Regions from separate parts of the Homo sapiens genome. Here regions 1 and 2 are each linked to region 3. Evidence: chromatin loops called from intact Hi-C (ENCODE). Cell type or tissue: IMR-90. All regions are shown on one strand. Each heading gives the region's core, and the rest is flanking DNA. Links, peaks and the distances in the headings are about the cores only.

What was found. Hi-C counts contacts between places; a loop is a spot of excess contacts. Peaks named below come from ENCODE experiments on the same cell type or tissue, not always from the same donor. Only the 100,000 strongest peaks of a DNase experiment are listed, where the experiment ranks them.
Region 1: a loop joins it to region 3, with 6 times the contacts of the local background. A loop is called at or near these places in 98 of 110 quality-filtered maps.
Region 2: a loop joins it to region 3, with 6 times the contacts of the local background. A loop is called at or near these places in 31 of 110 quality-filtered maps.

What each region holds. Positions count from the first base shown.
Region 1 is chr2:174,768,174-174,774,168 of GRCh38, forward strand. No RefSeq gene overlaps it. Among named protein-coding and RNA genes, the nearest start is that of CHRNA1, 6.7 kb to the left of the region's middle. In IMR-90, for the core only: a CTCF peak has its summit at 3,572 (motif pointing right); DNase peaks (open chromatin) are centred at 3,598, 3,908 and 4,258; H3K27ac peaks cover 1,039 bases.
Region 2 is chr2:174,696,877-174,702,871 of GRCh38, forward strand. No RefSeq gene overlaps it. Among named protein-coding and RNA genes, the nearest start is that of CHRNA1, 65 kb to the right of the region's middle. In IMR-90, for the core only: a CTCF peak has its summit at 3,294 (motif pointing right); a DNase peak (open chromatin) is centred at 3,315.
Region 3 is chr2:174,987,515-174,993,509 of GRCh38, forward strand. All of the region lies in intron 1 of CHN1 (chimerin 1), which reads right to left. Among named protein-coding and RNA genes, the nearest start is that of CHN1, 15 kb to the right of the region's middle. In IMR-90, for the core only: a CTCF peak has its summit at 2,899; a DNase peak (open chromatin) is centred at 2,857; H3K4me3 peaks cover 261 bases; H3K27ac peaks cover 210 bases.

The DNA.
Region 1 (5,995 bases), core at 2,154-4,653, 220 kb before region 3:
ACATACATAATATATAAACATTATATATTATATATAATATACAAACATATACAATAAATTATATATGTAAACATATACAATAAATTATATATGTAAACATATACAATAAATTATACATGTAAACATATATAATATATAAATTGTAAAAAGATGTATATTTTTTATTTATATAAAATATATATTTTTATATATTTTTTCTTATATGTTATATAAATAAGATATATATAATTTATATAAGTAAATTGTTATAACTAATAAGTAAATTGTTTAATGTGTCATCAGGTAAAAATTGCTATAGGAAAAAGAAAAAGCAGAGCAGGATAAAAGGGGACCAGGACAGCTGGAAGGGGATTGCAATTTTAAACACAGCAGGTAGGGTGGGTTTCACTGAGGAGGTGGCGTTTGAAGGAGATGCAGACAGATATCTGTGCAGGAGCATTGCAGGCAGAGTGAGCAGCAACGCAGTCCCTGAGGGGAATGGGACTGGTGATCTCGGGCATAGCCAGGAAGCTGGCAGGCTGGAGCAGGGCGAGAGATGGGGAAACTGCTAGGAGATGAGGTCAGGGAGCAGCCCAGGGAAGGGGGACGCAACACGCATCCTCGACTTTCATTCTCTGTGAGATGAGGAGCCTCTGCAGCATTTTGAGCCGAAGGGTGACACCATCTGACATATGCTGTCAAAGGTCGACTCTGGCTGCTTTGGGGACACCAGGCTGTGGGGGTGTAAATTAGGAGCTACTACTGCAGTAATCCCTGAGGTAGATGGTGATGAATTGGACCAGAGTGGTTGCAGTGAAGGTGGTAAGAAGTCGTTAGATTTGGGAAATGTATTTTGACGTGAGGGTTAATGGGATTTCCTGAAGGATTTGATCTAGAATGCAAGAAAAAGGGAGGCATTTAAGATGATTTGCAGGGTTTTGGCTTGAGCATAAGGAAGGATTTAAATGCCAACAAGTGGATTAAGGAAGACCGTGGATGAGCAGGTTTAAAGGGGGGAAAATTCAAGGGTTCTGCCTGGGGTGTGATCAACTGGAGGTGTCCATTAGAAATGTGAGCAGGCAGTTGGATTTTTGAGTCAGTAGTTTGGGAAATCTAGAGTAGATGTTGTTTAAAGCCACAACAGGATAAGGTCAAAGGAATCAGTATGGGCAGAAAAGAGAAGAGAACTAACATTAAGTTGGAGGCTGGGCGTGGTGGCTCACGCCTGTAATCCCAGCACTTTGGGAGGCCAAGGTGGGTGGATCACCTGATGTCAGGAGTTCAAGACCAGCCTGGCCAGCATGGTAAAACCCCATCTCTACAAAAATACAGAAGTTAGCCAGGCATGATGGCGGGTACATATAATCCCAGCTACTTGGGAGGCTGAGGCGGGAGAATCACTTGAACCCGGGAGGTGGAGGTTGCAGTGAGCCAAGATCACACCATTTCACTCCAGCCTGGGCAACAGAGTGAGACACCATCTCAAAAACAAAAAGAAAAAAAAAAAAAACAGTTGGGAAATAACTTGGGAGGCTGAGGCAGGAGGATCACTTGAGGCCAGGAGTTTGAGCCCAACCTGGGCAACATAGTGAGACTCCATCTCTATGAAAAATAAAAAAAAAAATTAGCCAAGAATTGTGGTGTGTGCCATGGTCCCAGCTACTTGAGAGGCTGAGGTGGGAGGATCCCTTGAGCTCAAGAGGTTTAGGCTACGGTGAGCCATGATCATGCCACTGCACTCCAGGCTGAGCAACAGAGTGAGACTCTGTGTCATTAAAAAAAAAAAAAGTTGAGAAGAAGAGGAGGGTGCAGCGAAGAAGACTGAGAAGGAGGACACAGTGAGGCAGGAGGAGATCCACAAGAGGGTAGAGTTCTGGAAGCCTGGTAAAGGCCAGTGCAGGAGGTGGGGTGGGGGTGAGCCCATGAGATGAGGACAGAAATGGCTACGGGGCTTAGCACTATGGAGGCAGGCCACTGGCAACCTCACATGTGTGAAACCTGACTGAAATAGGTTTAAGGGGGCAGAATTGGAGGTTTTACTGAAAAAGGTAACAAAGAAATTAGGTGGGAGCTGGTGGGAGCAGAGTGAAAAGAATTTTGTTGTTGTTGTTTTGTGCCTTTTTCTGAATAGAAAAAAATAACAGCATACAGCATATTTGCATGATAATATTCAACAATAATAGAGATATAATGTTTTGATCCAATCAACAACATTACAAATGTTCCAGAGGGGGCTGGGCCCAGTGGCTCATGCCTATAATCCCAGTGCTTTGGGAGGCCAAGGGAGAAGGATCGCTTAAGGCCAGGAGTTGGAAGTTACAGTGAACTGTGATAGCTTAACCAGTGCATTCCAGCCTGAGCAACAGAGTGAGACTCGGTCTCAGAAAAACAATTTCAAATGGGATTTACTATATATGCTTTTCTTTTCTTTTTCTTTTTTTCTTAATTGAGGCAGGGTCTTGCTCTGTCGCCCAGGCTGGAGTGCAGTGGCATGATCTCAGCTCACTGCACCTCTGCCTCCCAGGCTCAAGCGATTCTCCTGCCTCACCCTCCTGAGTAGCTGGGATTACAAGTGTATGCCGTTATGCCTGGCTAAATTTTTGTATTTTCAGTAGAGACGAGGTTTCACCATGTTGGCCAGACTGGTCTCGAACTCCTAACCTCAGGTGATCCGCCCACCTTGGCCTCCCAAAGTGCCGAGATTACAGGCGCGAGCCACCGCGCCCGGTCCATTTTCATTTTCAATGCCTGAGAATGTTCTCTTTTTTGAATGTATCATAATTCATTTAACCAATTTCTTACCATTGGATGTTTTCATTTTTTATTTTTAATTTTTGCTTTTATAAATAATCATGCAGTGGACATCCTTATACATATAAATCAGCCCAATTTTCTAACTATTGCCTTAGGATGAGTTTCTAAGAGTAGAAGTGCTGGGTCAGAAAATGAAAACATGTTAAATAATTTTAACGCATATCAAATAGCTAAATCTCCATTTTAGAATCAACCAAAGTCACTTAGACCTGCTCTTCTCACGGTTATATTTTTCTATTATACCTGTCAGGGTGCATATGTTACATTTATTTGTGTGATTATCTGATTAACGTCTGTTTCTCCCACTAGACTGCAACCCAGTGAGTGCAGAGATGGCACCTGTTTCTGCTCACCGCTGTATCCTTAGCTTTTGGCTGACAGCTTGTCATCCAGTAGGCAGTCAGTAAATAACTGCTGATGAGGGAATGAATGGATGTAAAGCTTAATTCAATGAATAGGGTAGAAGATCATACTAGATAATGTCATTTGGGGATAAAATAAAATGTGACTATCAGTCACCCCCAGTGCCATGCAGGGTACCTGCATGTAGCTCCAAAAGTGTTTGCAGTTGACTAATTAATGCATGAATGAAGTATATCTCTTTTATAAAATCCACCTTCTTGTGTGGCTTAATGAATGGAATAATTGTGGATCCTCCCAAGGTCACTTCTTTGGAGAAAACACAGGCTGTCTGCATTTGGGTGCAGCTCCCTGGGGCCTGGCTAACTCTTAGCCAAACTCCTGTTTCCAGCATGGAGTGCCTTGGTCCAGTGGCCAGCAGGTGGCAACAAATGGTTATTAAAGCGGTGGCCGAGCGCTAGAGGCTCTCTCCGGATGAGGTGTCTCTCCTGCTGTGCCCCCAGGGCCTGTGTTTTGGAAACTCCAGCAAGCCAGCCCAGCAGGCCCTTTCGGGTGAGGAAGGCACCCCAGGAACTACAGGTGCTCCTCAGAAGAGTCAAGAAAGAGGGGTCAACTCTAAGCCCCTGAAAGAGCCCGACTTTGCATTTCTATTTCACAAGCTTACAGTTCTGAGTAATTGTACTGGAGGGCTGTAGAGCCAAAGGCAATTCATGTGCAAATCTAGGCTTCTTCAGGCGTGAGATTTCATCCGGTTTACACCAGATGACCTGCCTCTGTCATGTCTCACTCTGTCTGCAATGGTCAGTTTCTTCTGTTTTTTTTTTCAGCCAGGCTCAGTGCTATGCAATCACGCTGACAGTCTGTAGTAATGATTGGGTTTGTTACCACTGGATTACACAAAGGCTTCTAACTACATACAAAGAGGTTGCTGACCACTCATCATGGGTTCCCCCGACCTTGGTGTTGTTTCTTCCAGGGGCAGGGATGGATTTGCCCCCGTCCTGCTTCACAATCTCCCTTTTTCTCTGGGTCTAACGGTAGAGGGGAAATCACCCTGTACTGCAATCCTGTTAGCTACCACCTCATTCTTGCAGCAGCTCAGCTGTGCACGTGACATACGTCATGTGTCTGAGCTCACTTAGATCCAAGTACCAGGAGGGGAATCTGATATTTCTGACCCCAAACACGGTGCTCTGTCCACTACACTCATGGTTCAAACTGTGCTCCAGGAAGCTCTCCTGAGGTGGCCATGAGAGAAGGAAAGGAGGAGAGATCGTGGACAGGGAGGAGTGGCCAAAAGGGTGGTGCTCCCTGCTTCCCACCCTTCCTTCATCTAGAACAGCTGTGCTTTGATTTTTAAAATATACGTGTGCGTACATTAAATTATAAATGTAATCTTTCTCTTAACTTTCCTTTCAGAAGGAGGAGAAAAATCTGCGCCTCTTTCTCTCAAGGGATACTTTGTCTCTGGGGTACTTTCTGACCCAGTGGACCCCTGGCAGAAGTAAGCGTGGACTGTGGCTGCAGGACCACGCAGAGTCAACACGAACCGAAGCCAGGCCTTGGCCACGGCAGCTCTGGGGTCCAACCACTTGATCAATGCAGGAAATGCTTTGATGGCAGAATTCTTCCATGGCCAGCTTCTCATATTCTCTGGGACAGACACAAACCAAGAAAAATGAGTGTGGCGCAGAATCTGATGTGTCCTTCCTTACCCCGTGCTGGTAGCAAAAAGTATGTCTTGAACTTTTCTTTGTTACACACAGTCTGGGTAATAACAGACTGAAGGAAAACTAAAGAAGCTTGGGAGGCTAAGTTCAATGACAAATGAAGAACTAAGGCAGAGAAAAAAGAGAATTGAGAAAGTGTCTGGGTGTCTGGAGAGGTTGGGGGAATAGAGAGGGAGGAGATATAATTGGCCAGATAACTTGAGAGTGGGAGAGGAGTGCAAACATTATTTTTGAGGCGCTTTGTTGGATATTTAAAATGCACTCCTACCTTTGGCATTTTCTCAAAAGGCAAGAAAGATTTGTTTTCAATTCTATTTTTCTGCTGGACTGAACCAGTGCCAAGACTGGACCATGTAGGATCCTGGGTTTATTTCAGTTACATAAGCAAACGTTGCTGTGATTTGGAATAGTCAAAGTCATGAATGTTTCTCAACTTCCATTTTGTCAGCTGCTTGAGTTTCTATTCTGAGAGGTGCTAACTGTGAACATTGTTATTCACTTGTGTTCCCTAAATCACTTTTAATTAGTTTTAATTTGAACCAAGAATGTTCTACTGTTGAAACTATGTCAAGAATGATCAAAAATGAAATTAATAAAGAATTCGCGTCAAAAAAAATTTGCACTAATATTACAGTATTTTATAATGTCTATCTCAGCAGAGTCACAGATAATTTAGAATTTTTAATTTTGTTTTTAAGTGATTTTCCTCAAAGCTATAATAGCCTTGGTAAAGAGTTTAGTTAAACATTATTTTTCACCTCTCACGCATTTTGTGTAATGAAATTTTTCTATCATCTTCCAGTGGAATTAATTGCATTGGTGCAAAAAATGCAATCAAATCGATGACTGAATTTAGCCTTTGAAACCTCACGTCTAGCTGGGATAGTTACTATATTCATTACATACTGAAAAATGATAAGCAGTAAGCTTTTCTGCTAAAAAACTGCCAAAGATAAGTTTTTCAAGGCTCTCAAAATATCCTAAAGCTGACAATACAAGAAATGTTAAAATATTGTTGGAATTTTTAACGGAATCTTCCTTCTCTTCTTTTCCTGTTTAAGACAATAGTAGTTAGTTGTCCACTAATCGTTAATACACGATTTTCTAACAAA
Region 2 (5,995 bases), core at 2,154-4,653, 290 kb before region 3:
GCTGTTGTTCTGTGCTGTCCACCTTGTGGCCAGAAGAGAAGAGAAGTGCTGCTCCCAGCAAGGAGGGTCAGTTGCCTGATCCCTCTTCCCCCTTCCTCCCTCGAACACCACAAGGCCAATGCCACAAACTCCCCTACTGCCCAAACAACCAAGCCATGTGGCTGGGTCCAGAAGTGGGAGAAAGAGAGTAAAGGGTGGTGGCCATGAGGCACGCACCGGACTCCTCTCTTCTGTCCCCCCTTTCCCTCTGCTGGATGCGAGAGTTTCTTTTCACCCCATAATTCCCTCCCACAGGTTTGGGCATCAGCCAGTTTCCACTCTGGCCCCTGACCCCGGGGACCTGATTTCTTGATCACTCTCACATACTACAAGGCAAAAAAAAAAAAAAAAAGTTACTTGTTCAAGGGCATTTTAATATTTTGGGCAGGACAATGCTTGGTTGTGGCTCTGTCCTGTGCGTTGCAGGATGTTTAGCTGCATCCCTGGCCTCTGCCCACTAGATGTCAGCAACACTCCCCGTCCCCAGTAGGTTGTGACAACCAAATCGCTCCTAGTGGAGGACCTCTGGTCTAGGGGTTGGTCACAGCAGACTTTGAAGCTCAATGATGGCTCCAAAAGGCTCCAACATCTCCCAGTTAATCTCTAAGCAGTTTATTTTCTAGTGTTTTGCTCATTCCCCTAACCAAGCACAGAATTTTGTGCTTGGTTATTCAGAATTCTGTAACATATATTCACAATGCTGAATATATATCATCTTTGCTGAGCCAGGACCTACACAGAATCCTGTAAAAGTAAAGCTTGTCCTCAGATAGACAGGTAAGTCCAGTAAGGCCAGCTACTGTTTTCTTCTAAGGGGAGGAGGTACATTACCATGGCCCAAAGGAGGCCCTGCGTGTGGCTTGACTGTGGGCAGTGGTAGGCGAGAGCCTACAGGTGCTTGCTGGGGTTCTTGGCTGTGCCCTGGCTGGTTGTTAGAATGATTCAGGACAAGCCACTTATCTACCTGCAGAGATAATTAGCTTGCCTTGGTTTACACATTTCAGCCCCACTCTCTCTTCTGCAAAATGAGGGGTCTGATTTGGAAAAATCTCTGAGATTCTATAAGTGATCTAAAATTAGTTAACATGCATTCAGTTGAAAGAACTGTTTTTTATTAGAGATTATGATCTTTCTACTTTTCAGTATTAAAATTTCATTTTTTCCTTAAAACGATGATCATAATAAATGATGATTTAAGAAACTGTTTATACTTAGCAAAGTAAGACATTGGAAACCTCATGTTTGTACCTCAAAAAATTATTTTAAATATTTTACATAAAATCTCCATGACTGGGAATCACTGATGAGATGCTTGACCATCCCAGATGTGGAATGGGTGGGACAGTGACTCAGCCAGAGCACACATTGGCATTCCGATGCCTGGCATGGCGTCCAACTTTGGAATCCAGCATCCTTTTATGACAGCCAGGATTTCTCCAACACCGTGGTTTCTAGGATAAAATAAATCTTACCTTCCATTGGGGTCGTTATGTTATCACTGAAATGCATGAGAAAAATTCAACATTCATTTTGACCATGTGAAAGGAAAATAAATCTCCGGAACCCAAAATCACTAAGCTAAGGGAAAAGTCAAGTTGGGAACTATGTCAAGCAAACCTGCCTCCCATTTTAATTTCTAAATAAGATAGCTACAGAGATTAAAGAGATACCTACCTCCCTCACAATTTGCCCACAAGGAAATTCCATGTGGGCCTCAAGATTTTTACCTTATAACAGTTCTGTTGAATTTCACCCTGGCAATGTAGACTAATATAATAGCTGATCTTCACAGGTGCTAGACAGAAAGTCATCCCTTTGCTTACTGGAGACAAATGCATATCTGATTGCTTCCTCTGCCCTGCTGTCTATGTAAAAATGCAGATTCACTGAGCCAGACTCAGTGGAAGGCTGATCAAGGACTCAAAAGAATGCAACCTTTTGTCTCTTATCTACCTATGGCCTGGAAGACACCCCTCCCACCCCAGCCCGCCCCTCCTTCTAGTTGTCCCGCTTTACTGGACTGAACCAATATACATCTTACGCATATTGATTGATGTCTCATGTCTCCCTAAAATATATAAAAGCAAGCTGTACCCAACCACCTTGGGCATATGGTGTCAGGACCACCGAGGCTGTGTCACGGGCGCATCCTTAACTTTGGCAAAGTAAATTTCTAAATTGGTTGAGGCCTGTCTCAGATATTTTGGATTCACAGCAGCAACAAAACAATAGCTACATACTCCACTTTTGATGGTTATGCATACAAAGAGGTCAAATACAGTTCTTCATTGGAACCCTTTTTAAGCTATTAATAGCTGTGGGGATCTGTTGCTTTTTTATTTGTTTGAATTAAATTAAATGGAACAAATACGCATTTGAATATGAACTGGACTAATGCTGAACGAGGGACTGCAGGGAAACTGAGACTGGATGACCCTGGGCTGCTGCCCTCAAAGGAGTTATTATCCAGGAAGGGTTACAAGACAAGAAAACAACTGGCTGCAACCAAGGGGAGGCAGGGGGAACAGGCCTGAGCTGGACTTAGTCGTAGGGTAGGGGTGGGAGATGAGAAGAGGAAGGGGGCAGTTTGAGGAGGCACAGGTCACCGTTGACAGGGGACCAGCATTATGAGAAGAAGTGGCATTAGATGGACCAGAGCGTGTGAGCAATTTGGGGCCTGCAGCTGTGTCATCACCCTAATGTCCCTAGTTCCTGGCAGCCAGTGAATGCTCAACAAATGTTGGAAAAATTAATTAAATAAAAATGAATGGCAGTGGATGTGCTATTAGAATCAAGAGTTGGCCAAGCGTGGTGGCTCACACCTGGAATTCCAGCACATTGCAGGGCTGAGGAAGGCGGACCCCTTGAGCTGAGGAATTCAAGACCAGCCTGGGCAACATAGGGAGACCCCGTCTCTACAAAAAATACAAAAATTAACCAGGCATGGTGGCACGTACTTGTAGCCCCAGCTACTCAGGAGGCTCAGGTGGGAGGATCTGCTTGAGCCCAGAAGGTTGAGGCTGGAGTGAGCCATGATCATGCCAAGGCACACGAGCCTGGGCGACAGAACGAGACTTTGTCTCAAAAAGATTAAAATAAATTAAAATAAAATAGCGTAAAATAAAAAAAGTTACTGAGCACTATGCTTTTCTTGGACTTAAAATTACTGGGAAAAGCTCTCAGTTTTGGAGTGTTAATGTGCATGAAGGGATGCTTCCCCATACTTTAATTAAGTGTCTGTAGTACTTACTGTTCAACACAAGAGGGAGCTGCTGCCCAGTTTATTCAACTAAAATATTTCTGTATGTTTGCTCCATTTCTTCTCAAACTACGGTATAGTATACTGTGCTATCTAACCACCCTCCCCAAATATAGCCCACCAACCAAAAATTCCCATCACAACTCAACAAAAGTATTATCAGCAGTACCTTATTTTCCAAAATGAATTTCTCCTAAATTATATGATTAGTAGGGGAAAAAAGATAATATTTTAAATGTCTTAGGAACAGATACTCGAGGCCAGTCTGGAGTGTTCTTCAGATCCTTAAATAAACCCAGGATTTTCCAGTGATGAAAGCTGTGCTTATAAAAATGCCTTGGGACCTCATGAGGGCAGCAAGGCCAATTCAAGGGTCATTTCCGAGTGCCCAGGTTTTCATGAGGGTCAAAGTCTCCCTGAGATATTGGCTGAGTCCAGGCCTCAGACATAGAATGTGCAATTTATTTTGCAAAGAGCTGCAAAGAATAGACTATGAAGTAGCCAAAATTCAGGTGTGCCTTGAATCAAGATCATCTGACATACCTATCAGAACTTAGGGGAAAAAATAAGCAAATTAATAATTTAATTAATTTTTCCAACATTTGTTGAGCATTCATTGGCTAGGGACATTAGGGTGATGACACATCTGCAGGCCCCAAATTGCTCGCATGGTCTGGTGATTTTGAAAATCATATTTTCAAAAATATGATTTTTGAAAATTTCTTGCTTTACTAAAGGATTCTCTTCAGAAATTTTTCCATAGCAAACTCCCTAGTATTGTACATTAAAAAAACTTCAATTACCAAAATCGAATCTGCATACTATTGTTCAGAGTCACCATTTCTAGCAAATAAAGGGTGCTGTTATCATCTAAAAACAGCCCACTATAAATGCCAGTGTATAGTTCATTCAAATGTGGGAGGTCGCATTACTAAGGTAAACAGAGATCAGTGTGTCTTTAGTGATCTGAGAATGAAATCAAGAAAAGAAAGAGCTTAAAGTGAGAGAACATTTTCCCAAATCACAGTCAAATTCAGTCTTTGTTAAGGAATCTATTTTTCATCTTGAAGAATGAAAACAATTCCTTTGGTCTCCCTAGAATGGTATCATTATTAATGATTCTTTTTGGAACAAGTCACAGCTGTCTGTGATCCCCATTGGCCAGACAGACCCTCCCATGTCTGGATGTCCATGTTTATGTATCACCTTCTCTCCCTTCTATTGATGTCTCATACTCTTCACTTCCTGGGGGCGAGGACCATGCCTTCTTGACTTCTATGTGACCAACAGAGCCTAGTGCAGGCTGGTGGTGAGCAGTTCATTCGTGTTTAGAAAAAATCACAGCCAGGCCAGGCGTGGTGGCTCATGCTTGTAATCTCAGCACTTTGGGAGGCCGAGGCGGTGGATCACCTGAGTTCAGGAGTTTGAGACCAGTCTGACCAACATGGTGAGCCCCTGTCTCTACTAAAAACACAAAAATCAGCTGGGCGTGGTGGCGGGCGCCTGTAATCCCAGCTACTCAGGAGGCTGAGGCAGAAGAATCGCTTGAACCCGGGAGGCGGAGGTTGCAGTGAGCCAAGATCGTGCCACTGCACTCCAGCCTGGGTGACAGAGCGAGACACTGTCTGGAAAAAAAAAAAAAAAAAAAAACACAGCCGAGGGGAGAGTGACTGATAAATAAAGGATGAAGAAAATGGGACGTTTCATACTCGTACTTAAAGGTTGTGTGTTTTTGTTTGTTTCTGTTGGTTGGTTGGCAAATTTTAATTCTCTGCTCAAGAGGTAGCAGAGAGTGTTGAGGAGTATGGACTCAGACGTCTTGAGTTCAAATCCCAGCTCTGCCACATCTATCTGTGTAGTCTTGGGCAAGAGTCTTGTCTTTGCCATGTCTCAGTTTCTTCATCAATAGCATGAAGCTGCTGCTGCTGCTGCTAAGACTTTCCACATGGGGTTTGTAATTTATAAAGTACTCAAAACAGTGTCTGACACAAAGTTAATACTATTAGTATTTATAAAACAGAATAATTATATTTAATGGGATGTAGTCAAGTGTACTTTGATTCATTAAAAGCCAAACAGGCCGGGCGCGGTGGCTCATGCCTATAATCCCAGCACTTTGGGAGACCCAGGCAGGTGGATCACCTGAGGTCAGGAGCTCAAGACCAGCCTGGTCAACATGGTGAAACCCAGTCTTTACTAAAAATACAAAAATTAACTGGGCATGGTGGTGGGTGCCTGTAATCCCAGCTACTCAGGAGACTGAGGCAGGAGAAAATCGTTTGAATCCGGGTTGGGGAGGTTGCAGTGAGCCGAGATCGTGCCACTGCACTCCAGCCTGGGCGACAGAGCGAGACATTGTCTCAAAGAGGAAAAAAAAAGCCAAATAAATCTTTAAAAAATATAATGGAGATGGGATGATGAAAATTTTCTGGAATTACACAGTGGTGATGGTTATACCATGGCTCACTGAAGCCACGACCTCCCAGGTTCAAGTGATCCTCCCACCTCAGCCTCCCAAGAAGCTAGGTCTACAGACCGGCACCACCACACCAGGCTCCTTTTTTGTTTATTTGTTTGTTTTGTAGAGACAGGGTCTCACTACGTTGCCAGGGCTTGTCTCAAACTCCTGGGCTTGAGCAATCCTCCCACCTTTGCCTCCCAAAGTGCTGGGATTACAGGTGTACATTCCATTTCAAA
Region 3 (5,995 bases), core at 1,734-4,233:
CTCCTGCCTCAGCCTCCCGAGTAGCTGGGATAACAAGCGCCTACCACCACTAATTTTTGTATTTTTGTATTAGCCCGCCACCAGCTAATTTTTGTATTTGTAGTACAGATGGGGTTTCACTGTATTGGCCAGGATGATCTCGAACTCCTGATCTCATGATCCACCTGCCTCGGCTTCCTAAAGTGCTGGGATTATAAGCATGAGCCACCGTGCTTGGCAGGTTATAATATTCTTTTACAGAGGTAAGTAAGGAGAAACTGCTTTTATTTCACTTTTTAGGTTGAAGGGAGACAGATTTTAATAACTGTTGAGACTACATATTTAGATGATGGCAATTTTATATAGATGTGTTGTCTTCTTAGACCTGGTTATTGACAGTCAGTTTTACCTTATCCAGGATGAGGGAGAGGGAGATGTGAGTTTTAACTATGGTGAGGATGGTCTAAACTGAGAAAGACCAAAAAAAACCCTCCAAAATTTTCACATGCTAAAGAACACTAACATGCTAGTACATAATGAGACTTTCCAAGTATGAGTAAAATTGGGCCATAAAAAGTGACAACAGCCAGGCGCGGTGGCTCACGCCTGTAATCCCAGCACTTTGGGAGCCAAGGCGGGCGGATCACGAGGTCAGGAGATCGAGACCATCCTGGCTAACACGGTGAAACCCCGTCTCTACTAAAAATACAAAAATTAGCCGGGCATGGTGGTGCGCGCCTGTAGTCCCAGCTACACGGGAGGCTGAGGCAGGAGAATGGCGTGAACCCGGGAGGCGGAGCTTGCAGTGAGTCGAGATCGCGCCACTGCACTCCAGCCTGGGCAACAGAGTGAAACTCCGTCTCAAAAAAAAAAAAAAAAAGACCAAATACTTGGGGAAAAATAGGTGAACATTTTGGCCAAGTCTAAGTTGGCGTAAGATTTGATGGCATTTTTAATTGTCTACAACTTCCCAACTCTGTTTCAATAAAATTAGCACAGAGTGTACCGTTTTGCAAATATTGCTAATATTTTTTTCTTAGTGCTTTATTAGTGATTACTTATAACAATATATTTAGTTGCCTTGAGACAATATGACAGATAATATTCTATGGCAGCTTTCTCAGCAGCTATGAATCTTCTTATAATATGGCAGTGGAAAATAAAATGAGCCTATAAAACTCATCACTGGTTTGAGCTCTTTAGAAAACAGACAGCATGTAAAGTGTTAATAAATACAGTATGAAATATACCAGTTCATCTCAGCTTAATATCTCAGCATTAACAATAAATTATTTTTATAATTTGAAAGAAGGTGTATATTGCTGTAATTTAGGGAAACAGATTTGAAAGAACACAAGGGTTTAAAGTATTAGACTTTATTTCAGTTCACATTACCATTTCTGTCTGCATTCAAATCGTAAGTCAGAAAAAGTACTGTTCAATGGTATTTATTATTAAAAGCTGCTGCATTTTTTCAAAAATAGTAGTGAAATTAATCTATTATAAAGTCTTCATCTCTCAATCTGCTAAAAGTCCTATGAACTATGTAGTTTAACTGTATTACCATAAACCTGTTTAAATTTTAAAATAAAAGATAAACAAGGCCAGGCATGGTGGCTCACACCTGTAATCCCAGCATTTAGGGAGGCTGAGGTGGGCAGATCACAAGGTCAGGAGTTCGAGACCAGCCTGGCCAACATGGTGAAACCCCGTCTCCACTAAAAATACAAAAATTAGCCAGGTGTGGTGGCGGGCGCCTGTAATCCCAGCTACTCGGGAGGCTAAGACAGGAGAATGGCTTGAAACCAGAAGGCGGAGGTTGCAGTGAGCTGAGATGGCACCACCACATTCCAGCCTGGGCAACAAGAGGAAACTCCAACTCAAAAAAAAGAAAAAAAAGATAAATACGTCAACTTTTAAAAACTGTGCCTTGCCACCTAATAATTATGACAGCTGAAAACACACAGTAAGCAACATATTAAAGTTGCATATTAGGCCTGGCATGGTGGATCACACCTGTAATCCTGGAGCTTTGAAGAATTACACTTTGAAGGTTCCTCCTAAGGTGGGAGGAGTGCTTGAGCCCAGAACTTCGAGACCAGCCTGGGCAACACAGGGAGACCCTGTCTCTACAGATTATTTAAAAATTAGCTGGGCATGGTGGCTCGCACCTGTGGTCTCAGCTACTTGGGAGGCTGAGGTGGGAGGATCGCCTGAGCCCAGGAGGTCAAGGCTGCAGTGAGCAGTGATCACACCACCACACTGCAGCCTGGGAAACACAGTGAAACCCTGTCTCAAAAAAAAAAAAAAGTTGCATGTTTATCTTAAATGTACTCTTACCAATGAAAAAAACTATTTTGGGACAGATCTTTTACAAATTATCTAATATTAATGTAAATAACATACATCAATTTTCCTTCTTCCCCTGGTACAAACAGATAAGACCTGAAAACACTGGACTTTTTCTATTAAGATTTTGATCAACCTTTAACTAAAAATTATTTCAAAAAAAAGTTTAAAAATTGTCATATGCCTCTGAAGATCAATTATTATACTTGAATAAAGGTAAAAGAAGAAGTTTTGATTAGAAGAGTGACATGAGAAGGCATCTTGAGCTGAATAAGGTCTCATCCAAATGAGTAAGTTCTGGGATCTGTGTGTTCAATCACTGCTCTTTCCTTCCCATTGCTCCTGACATTGGCAGACTTGGTGTGTGCGGGGTGTGTGTGTGTGGTGTGTCTGTGTGTGTGTGTGTGTGTGTGTGTGTGTGAGAGAGAGAGAGAGAGAGAGAGAGCGCGAGCGCAAGAGCAAGAGTGCGAGGTCGTGGGGGGGTGCGGGGGGGCGGGCAAGATGGAGAGGGAGGGAGAAGAGAGGAAGAAATAAACACTAAAAGAGAAAGCAAGAGCTCCTCTGTCTGGAGAGACCTAGGAACAGCAGATCTTCCCCTACCCACTCCAATCCCCACCAACCTGTCCCGCCCCTGCAAGAAAGGGGCTTGTGGCTCTCCAGAGAACTGCAGAGCCATGTGTCTGGAAAATTCAGGATGACAAGCCTTTAAGTATTCTGCAAGTGTCCCTACTGTATAGCGATGTCTGTTGCCCCCTTTCTTTTTACCACTGTATTATTAATCCATCTTGTTCCTTTTCTTGTTCTTTTGAAATAATCTATCCTTTTAACTTCAACTAAAAAAAATGAACCGACACGCCCAGAGAAGCATTTCTCTTCCCAGGAATATACAATAACTTTAAAATATCTAGTCAACTTTTAAACATTATGATAAAAGAAACATGAATTGCATTTTCATGGCTCTCATCTTTAATTACATATGCTGTACACATATATAATGACATCTTTATAACATCCAAATTTGAGATACAAATCTCAGAATAGTAATAAATACCATCCAAAGACTTAAGAGGCAAAATCATCTTATAGGAACAACTTACAGGAGTAGTAAAGTCAATTTCATCAAAACATTTTTTTCAGAATTAAATATTATAATAAGCAATAAGTGAAATGTCATATAAACCACTGACTGCATCTTTTAAAAGGGTCATGGTTTAATATATTCCATTCTGTAAAACAATCATTAGGGTGAGCTTTTTGGTCTACTACTTAGTGACATCTATTCAGCAACCTTCAAAACACAAGCTAGTTTTTAAGTGGAGGACTAATATGTAAACGTCCTATGAACTTGGCTAACCCACCAGGGTCTGAAAGGGAGACCTGAACAAAGAAAGGCTTCCCTTCACCAATTCCTTGCTAACAGCCTAGAAAAGTCTAAAAGAAGAGAGAACAGCTCTCAGAGCAGAAGAACCCATCATTTTTCCTACCTTTAGCATGGTCCCCCCAGAAGGTTTCTGTTTCCAGTTGACTACTGGACACATGACAACATTAAAGGGGCCAGAAAATCAACCTGGATTATAACAAGCCCTGTGTTTATAGATACTGTTTAGTGTCCCTTCTCCTCTGGTTTGAAAGTTAAAAGAAGGATAAAGAGGTTTTTATAAAATATAACAGTATAAATGTAACTGTAATTTCACAGGAAACTTTTGGGAAAAGATAAGCTAGCAAAAGGAACCAATTCCAGAGTAAGTGATATACCTGCCCTTGACATGAAACAATACTGCAGGAATACATGTATTTTTTCTGTTAAAGCCTGAAAATGAGATAATTAGTTAACAAAAACAATATATAAGAGATCTGGAAATGTTAACTGTTGATAACTTGATTAAAGTATTATAAAGCAATAGAATAACTTTAAAAATGCTTTATATTTCTACCCTGGAAATTGTTAAGCTACAGGAATACCATGGTTTAGGGGAGCTATTTTATTCATTTAACAAATATTTTCAAGTACCTGCTATGTGTGAAGCACTGTGCTAAGTTTAAGCACTGCGAGGAATACAGAAATGAAAAAGAAATGAATCTTACTTTAGAGAAACTGTCAGTCTAGAAAAGATGACAAAAATAAGATACATAACTATTACGAAAGAAATGCATTCACAAATGTCATGAGAGATTCACAGAAAAAATGATACAGAATTCAGAACATGAAGGGACTCCTTCTGATGGGTGACAGAGGGCAGAGGAAGAGGTTGCAGAACTCAAAGGAAAGGCAGAGCCACAGAAAGAAAGAAGTATGAAAGCCATGCAAAGACCAGTCTGCAAGTTAGCAGCTGGTTGGGTATCAGAGGCAAAGAAAGAGAGGATGGAAGAATAAACACAAAGAATGTGGGGCTGGAACATGTGGCGTCTGAAGTGTCTATAGGAAATCCAGATAGAGCTGTGGAGTGTATGGAAGGGCAGGCTGGAGATAGATAAAAGACTTGGGAATCATTCACACGGTGTTCACTGTTGAAACCTACATGCTTCCAAAAGAGAAAAGAAGGTCAGTTCTTGAAAAGCACTGACATAGAGGGGATCAAACAGAACAAACTGAAGCATAGGAAAGGGAGGAAAAGGAATAGCGGCAGAAAACAATGTCTCAAAAGACGAGAGAAAAAAGTTTTAAGAAGAAAGATGTAATCAAAAACATCAAATAGTGCAGAAAGAACAAATATTCAAACAAGCCACTGGATACTGGCTCCTAATGGATAAAGCACTTCCAGTTGATCAGAAGCAAATATAAGATGACACTTGTGACAAGATGCTCTCCTTGACCAAACTTTAGTCAGGCTTCTCCTAGGCCCTCTTCTCAACCAGGCCTCCACCTTGGCCCACGCCCCACCAGGCCTGCATAGCCCAGTTTTACCAAGAAGCCTGCTAAGTCAGTTGAGAGAGAATCCCTCTACTTTTGATATCTAATCACTTTTTTTTTTTTTAAGAGACAGAGTCTGACTCTGTCACCCAGGCTGGAGTGCTCACCGAAGCCTGGGCTCTAACACCTGGGCTCAAGCAATCCTCCAGGCTCAGCCTCCCCAAATAGCTGGAACTACAAGTGTGTGCCACCATGCCAGCTATTTTTTTATTTTTTGTAAAGATGAGAGTCTCACTACATTGCTCAGGCTGCTCTTGAATTCCTGGCCTCAAGCAATCCTTCAGCTTCAGCCTCCCAAACTGCTGCGATTACAGGCATGAGCCACCACACCTGGCTCCAATCACTTGCTAGCTAATGGAATTCCTCAACCCCCTACCCTTGTTATATGATCACACTGACATGCCCTCAGTAAGAATCCTGTTATGTCAGTTTAGCAATAATTCCCCCACCCTTGATGTCTCCTCTTAGTAACTGTCCATCCACCACCCCCACAACCTGCTTCATGGTTATAAATTCCTGCTTGTTCATGTTATATTCGGAATTGAGTCCAATCTCTCTCCCCTATCACAATAGTCTGGACAACCTATCATGATTATCTTAAATACAATCTTCTTTGCTGCTTTAACAAGCGTTAGAATAAGTTTTTCTTTAACAGTTGTCAATCTCTCCTTTTTCACTAGAGATGAATGACATTCACAAACACCTAAAAACTAATTATTATCTGTGGCACCGTGGCTGGGAAGAGATGAAAACAGA